Linked DNA regions of Homo sapiens: region 1 is linked to region 2. Evidence: chromatin contacts called from ENCODE Hi-C or POLR2A ChIA-PET data. All regions are on one chromosome and are shown on one strand. Each heading gives the region's core, a stretch centred on a gene start or an enhancer-like site at or near the end of the contact. The rest is flanking DNA. Distances are from core to core; before and after follow the strand shown.

Region 1 (3,730 bases), core at 952-3,451, 310 kb before region 2:
CAGAGTGAGATTTTGTTTGTAAAAAATGAAAGAAAGAAAATGAAGAAAAGGGAAGGAGGGAAGGAAGGAAGGAAGGAAGGAAGAGAGGGAGGGAGGGAGGGAGGGATGGAGAGAGGGGGAGACAGAGAGAGAAAGAGAGAGAGAGAGAAAGAGAGAGAGAAAGAGAGAAAGAAAAAGTTGGAGTGAAATCCATCAAGAACCTGTTAGAAAATGACAGCTTCTTGGGTCAGCCCCAGTTCACTCTTACAAATGGACCTCCAGCTGCCCAGTGGATTAGTTCTTCCACATCTGTCTGAATGCTGCTTTTTATGTTCCTTGGCATGTCTCTTTGTCTCTAAGTACCCCTCAATCTGCCTCCCTTTGCCAAGGAACTACACTTCTAATGTCCCCCTCAATCCTGGAGGGGCTGACAAGGGTGCATTTGGCTGTCCTCTGGAGCACTGTACCCAAACACACTCCCTGCTGTGAAGCAGCGTCACCCAGCACTGATAACCAGCTTGTTTGCATCCAATGAGACAGAACACCCCTGCACAACGACCTACAGGAAGAGTGTTTATTCCTGGCAGATAGGCAGCAAGGGACAACAGATGTCTAGGATTCATCGGAAGCTGGTCCCACACAAGGCTCAGGTAAGCTGCCAGGGCAGATGGAGTCTTATCTGCATGTGCCCTACTTGCAGCACAACTGAGGGGCCCAGGAAAGCCATCTGCCCTGGTTTTACACCGTGGAGAATGTGACTCACTGAGCTCAACTATTGAAGGACATCCCATTCTTGCGGGGACTGGAACAGGGCCTGGCCAGCTCCCCCTTACCTCAAGATGGTGCATGCCTAGCTCGTTCCACAGTTATTCTTTTTTTTTTTTTTTATTTGAGACAGAGTCTCACTGTGTCACCCAGGCTGGAGTGCAGTGGCACGATTTCGTCTCTCAGCAACCTCTGTCTCTCAGGTTCAAGCAATTCTCCTGCCTCAACCTCCCGAGTAGCTGGGACTACAGGCGCCCGCCACCACACCAGCTGATTTTTGTATTTTTAGTAGAGATGGGTTTTCACCATGTTGGCCAGGCTGGTCTCAAACTTCCAAAGTTTGAGATTACAGGTGTTAGCCACTGTGCCTGGCCTCCACAGTTATTCTTGACAACTACAAGCAAGAAATGGAGAAGTGGCTCAGTCCAAGGCCACCCAGAGAACAGCCCCGCACCTGCCTCTCTCCAAAGACCCTTGATCATGCTTTTCTCACTCAAAGCTTTCAACTGCTCTCTCTAACCCAGCTCCAGGCTAATTCCCTTCTTGCCCAGTATTTCTCAAAACAGCGAGACCTTTATTTTATGAACGTCTCGGCCTGCCTGTATAATGCCACACTAACTACTGCTTATAGGACAGTTGTACAGAAAAGATGAGGCAGGCAAAGCAGCTGGCCCCGAGCCTGTGCATAGCAGGTACTCAACAAAGGCAGTCATAGGTGTCTTCACATCACACAGGTGGAAGGCCTGCTCAGCCTGAGCCTTAGAAACTGAAAGCCAGACAGAAGGGAATGGGATTCTCTTTATCTGGCAACACTAGGACAGATATCAAAAAGGCAACATGCTTCTTAACTGCCTTTTATTTTTGAAGTCCCCATTTCAGATACTTTCAAAGTCACTCAGTCAGAAATTATTGCAAGCCTGACTTGTGTGGGCCAGTGCTCCAGCTCCTGAGGGAGAGACATGGAAACCAGGCCCCTGACAAAACCTGCAGGAAACATGGGCCTTCAAGAATAGACTTATGAGAGGATTCGTTTGAACACTGTCAGGTAGGGTCAATCTTTTTAGGCTTCCTGGAGGAGGTGCCTGAGGTAAGTCTCAGGGCCTGAGAGTTCATTGTCAGTGTGAAGACTGAGCTCTCCTGGATCCTCCCAAGCATTTATGGAATGAAGTTCACTTGCATTCCGTACAGAAAGCAAATTATTTGTGAGGTCCCAGGATGGGAGAGGGGGATTTTGATAACCAAGATTTAGCCTTAAATATCTCTTCACTTCCTACAGGGAAGCCTTGCCTAACTCCAACCTCCTGACCCCAACTAGTCAGAAGCCCTGAATTTACGCCCCCATGGCACCCTTCCTTCTCCTCATGGAGCTCATCAGAAATGTGATTGATCATCTGTGTGGTCCTTGCCTCAATGTCTGTTCTCCCCGACGGAGTGAGATGACTACAAGGTACAGATATTCCTGACTCCCATCTCCCTGTTCTAGCTGATCCTGGTACAGTGACTCACACAGGATAGATTCTTAAAAAAATGTTTGCTAAGTCGATAAAATCCTCCAAGGTCTTTCTTCTTTTTTAACTTTCATTTTAGGTTTGGAGGTACATGTGAAGGTTTGTTATATAGGTAAACTCATGTCACAGGGCTTGTTGTACAGATTATTTCATCATCCAAGTATTAAGCCTGGTACCCAATAGTTATTTTTTTCTGCTCCTCTCCCTCCTCCCTCACTCCACCCTCAAGTATACCCGAGTGTCTGTTGTTCCCTTCTTTCTGTTCATGAGTTCTCATCATTTAGCTCCCACGTGTAAGTGAGAACATGCTGTATTCGGTTTTCTGTTCCTGTGTTAGTTTGCTAAGAATAATGACCTCCAACTTCATCCATGTTCCCACAAAAGACATGAACTTGTTCTTTTTATGGCTGCATAGTATTCCGTGGTGTATATGTACCACATTTTCTTTATCCAGTCTGCCACTGATGAGCATTTAGGTTGATTCCATGTCTTTGCCATTGAGAACGGTGCTGCAGTGAACGTTTGCGTGCGAAGTGCGGTCACTTAACCAGCAGCATGGATGCCATCTGGAGCTCGTAAGACATGTGTCATCTCAGGTCCCACCCAGAGCTGCTGAATCAGAGCTGGGATTTTAACAAGCTTCCGGGTGATTCACGCACATTGACATTTGAAGAAGTCCCAAGGCCCAAAGACACATCTGAAACTTAGAGAGGGGTGGGGAAATAGCAGTGGAAAGGTAAGAGTTGGATGGAACTACAGACCTTTAGCAGTCTGCCCAAATGCCCTCCACTGACTCTCCTTCCATCCCTCATCCTTCGTTTCTTTGGATCTTAAGCACCTCCTCCAGGAAGCCCTCCCCAAGTCCCACTGGATTGAGTTAGAGGTCTCACCGGCATGCACCCTCCACACTACAGTTTTATTTTAAATTCCACCCTCCCCCCACCCACCCCCAACCTCCGCCTTGGTGATCTATCTCCCCCAGAGGCTTTGGAGCAAAGGACAGAAATTTGTTTTGAAAACTTCGTGTCCCTAGTGGCTAAAAGAGTCACTGGAAGCAGGTAGGTGCTCAGTAAATAATTACTGAGTGACCAATTGACCCTTAAACTTCAGTCTTCTGACTACAGCCACGCCCTTTCCACCTCCCCTGCGGGCGTCTCAAGCCGAGGACAGGCTGGGGTCCTACCCACCGGCACTTCATCTGTGCAGGGATACTCAGAGGAGGCACGTGGGTTTATTTAAAAGCGGATGTTCCCGAAGGGAGAGGTGGTATTTCTTGGTGTTGAGTGAAGTATGAAGAAAAGGAAAGGGTGCATGGCTACGTGGCGAGAAGCTATGAAGTTCAACTGTAAGACATCTGTTTACCCAGGAAGGGTAAACAGAGCTCTGAAAGAAAACACTGAAAATCACTCCGCCGTGGAATGGGCTTTCCTGCCAGGTGCAGGCCACTCAAGCAGCTGCAGAAGAATCAACAGGCAGGG
Region 2 (3,346 bases), core at 574-3,073:
ACCATTTCCTGGGCACTTACTAACTTACTATATGCCAGGCTCTATGCTTAACACATTACTCCATTATCTCATTTGTTTAACAAATATCCTCTCATAATTTTTGCAGCACTGAACATAACAAGAAGACATTGCACTATAAAACTGGTATTTGTACTGGATACCAGAACTAAATTGACAGTAACGCCTAACACAAGTTTATTGTTATTAAATTCAAGTTGTGTTACTGTATTAACACAGAATCTGATCAGCAATGTTGAGATGTAGAGAATACCATCTGTGGTAGCATCAACAGAGAAAGCTATTATTAAGTGACTACTTAAGTTACATTCCCTTCTATAGGTAACAGATGAACATAATCTTATCTACCCAGAAATTTAATTCCAATCACTACATGCCATTTTGAAGAACATAAACGTAACCTACATAAAATGACTATATAAAGAACCCTTGCTTCCTTCTGAAAATGCTTCAAAATTCTAGATTAAATTCTCCCCCAAAGTATCATGCTCAGCATGTCATAAAGAAAGGTGCCTTTATTGTCAACTCTTGAAAATAAATGCTGCCCTACTTTTTTTTACTCTTGAATTTCAGTCTCAACAGATGGGCAATTCCAGTTTAAAAAAAAAGAAGAAGAAAAGAAAAACACACACACAATAATTAATGAAGTTCTTCAACAGTTCCCTAAAACCAACATCCTCCCAATAGCAAATTGTATTTCCAAGTTGTTCCAAGAAAGGGACACAGGAAAGGGAAGGGAAGAGTCTATACAAAGGAAAACAAAAATGAGTGACTTGAAAGAAAGGACATCAGAAAAATGGGTGGCCTCAACAGGAACCTATAGTGTCTGACTCTGCTGCTGTCTGTCGAATTTAATTCTACCACCTAAGAGTTTTGAGACGAGAACCACAATACTATTTCGGTGGTAGGAAAAACTATGCGTTGCCCCTGAATGGAGCTGCAACAGTAAAGGATGCCACCCTGCCAGGTAAGGACAGAATGAGGAGGAACTGTCAAACGGTTATGAAAGTCCCTTGCAAAACACACAAGCGGCTCTAACTGCCTTGCACCAGACAGACCCTCAAGTACAGGATCACGGGGCCTCCCCGCGATGTGACAGGGAAATAACGGGCGGCCTCGCGGTCCCCAGGCCTGGCTGCTATCCTCAGGGGTCGGCCTCCCCTCTCAGGTCTCAAGTCAAAGGTCACATCCTCTGAGATGCCCTCCCGGATCACCTAACCTAAAGAGCCTCGCCCCCATTCCTCTAGCCCGCAACTGCCTGTCCCGTTTCTAAGAAAGCATTTCCGTATCCGCAAAACATCGCAGCTGCGTGTGTTGTTTCCCTTCTACAGAGTGAGCTCTGCGGGGCAGGGGCCTCGCCTGCGCTGTTCACCCGGAGCCCCGCCTGACAGAACCGGCTTCCCGGTGAGGCCCGAGGCGGCGTTTGCGAGCTCGGCCGCGACACCACGCGCGTCCAGAACGTGGAGCTCAGATGGGGGCCGGCCTGGCCAGTCCAGGCATCCCCGGGGGCGCCTGCGGGGCCTGAACGAGACAAGGAAGGAGCGGACGCCCGCGCAGGCGGAAGCCACGCGGCGGAGCGCGGTCCCGCGGGGCGACCGAGGCTGACGGCGACTCCCGCACCCCGGTGGACCCACAGGCCGCCCGGAAGGCCCAGTGCCGGCCCCAGCCCCGGCCGCCCGCCTCCGCGCCCCCGGCTCGGCGCGCGAGTCCTCGAGCCGTGTCGCCTGCGGCCTCCCTACCCTAAGCCGCAGACCCGTCGCGTTCTGCCCAGTACGAACTTCCCGCCGCTTTCGCCGACTCGTAACTCGGCAGCGGCGCCGGCCCCTTCGCACCCTGCAGTATGGAGCCTTCCCATTGGCTCGGAGGCGACGAGGAGGGGCGGGACGAGTGGTAACGCGAGGCGCGGGGCGGAGGCTACGCTAGCCCCGCGCCTCCCCGGGAATGCCGGGAGCTGTGGTCCAGCGCTCCCAAGGCATCCTGGGAGTTGGAGTCTCTTAGCGGCAAAGGGAGATCCCCGTCCTTCTGCTCCCTGGTCTTCTAGGAAATGTGGTTTACAGCCTTGTTCGTAGTAGCTTGATTTATTAAGTGTATTGGCAGAGAGTTGGGTGTAAAATAAGTTTCCTGTTTCTGTTAGGATTAAATGAAATAATCTATAGGCAGTACTTTAAACTTAGTTGGTGCTCAATAAATAGCAGATAGTGTTAGTATTATTCTGCCCACTCATTGATATGTGTCTAAATCCTACCTGTTTTTCGAAGCCTATTTCAAAGCATATCTCAATGTCTACCTAATCATCTATAGTGTTTCATCTGTAATCAACGTATGCCACAGTTTGCATTGTGTTTATTATTTATTTTTATTTATTTATTTTTTTGAGACGGAGTCTCACTCTGTCGCCCAGGCTGGAGTACAGTGGCACAGTCTCGGCTCACTGCAAGCTCCGTCTCCCGGGTTCACGCCATTCTCCTGCCTCAGCCTCCCGAGTAGCTGGGACTACAGGCGCTCGCCATCACGCCCAGCTAATTTTTTTCTGTTTTTAGTAGAGACGGGGTTTCACCGTGTTAGCCAGGATGGTCTCGATCTCCTGACCTTGTGATCCGCCCGCCTTGGCCTCGCCAAGTGCTGGGATTACAGGCGTGAGCCACCGCGCCCGGCCGCATTGTGTTTATTATAATCAGCTAAGTCTCCATCACCCATGAGGCTGAGAGCTTATTGGGCACTGGGTCATTGTTCTAGGTCAAAATCACTGAAGTCACAGGCAGAGGGAGATTAACAATGAAGCCAATGAAGCGTAAGCTTCAGGACCTCACTTGCGCAGGTCCCTCAATGAGTTTACATAGCTTTGGGGGTTTATTTGTCGATTTTACTTTTCTTTTTCTTTTTTTTAAAGATATAGTCTCACTTTGTCACCCAGGCTGCAATGCATTGGCGCGATCTCGGTTCACTGCAGCCACGACCTCCTGGGCTCAAGCAATCCTCCCACCTCAACCCTCCGAGTAGCTGGGATTACACGCACAGGCCACCACTTCTGGCTAATTTTTGTATTTTTTGTAGAGACAGGGTTTGACCATGTTGCCCAGGCTGGTCTTGAACTCCTGAGCTCAAACAATCCACCCCGCCTCAGCCTCCCAAAGTGCTAGAATTACAGGCATGAGCCACCACACCCAGCTGATTTTTCTTAAAGTAGATCCCCCAAAATTATGTGAGCTTCAGTCCCTACAAAACCTGGAATCACTCTGTCCATTAGACAGGGCAATATTGTGCCTGATGTCTTACATTTTCCCCTCCAGATACCCTCATCTGCTCCAAATACTTCTCCTGCCTGCCC

Evidence for each region. A loop is a pair of places that touch in the nucleus more often than their neighbours do. ChIA-PET counts read pairs that join two places held with the same protein, here RNA polymerase II (POLR2A). Pooled maps may share reads with other maps.
Region 1: a map of PC-3 shows a loop between it and region 2 (6-fold over the local background). The contact joins the enhancer-like site here to the promoter of VRK1 in region 2. A Hi-C loop is called at or near these places in 2 of 168 maps with a recorded cell type or tissue (HCT116 and PC-3), 1 of 37 single-sample maps with no recorded cell type and 2 of 50 pooled maps. POLR2A ChIA-PET finds 5 or more read pairs at or near these places in 2 of 52 experiments (GM12878 and activated naive CD4-positive, alpha-beta T cell).

The regions. Positions count from the first base shown.
Region 1 is chr14:97,106,427-97,110,156 of GRCh38, reverse strand. No RefSeq gene overlaps it. Among named protein-coding and RNA genes, the nearest start is that of LINC02304, 47 kb to the left of the region's middle. RefSeq lists an enhancer at 2,236-3,435. Within about 2 kb of position 2,201, at least 3 of the 41 ENCODE cell types and tissues checked have a DNase peak (open chromatin) inside an H3K27ac peak, as active enhancers do; they include HCT116 and PC-3, where a contact is called at or near this core.
Region 2 is chr14:96,795,859-96,799,204 of GRCh38, reverse strand. It overlaps VRK1 (VRK serine/threonine kinase 1), which reads right to left and starts at 1,823. Exons shown (of 13, transcript NM_003384.3): 1 at 1,758-1,823. RefSeq lists an enhancer at 966-1,497 and silencers at 1,442-1,731, 1,742-1,941.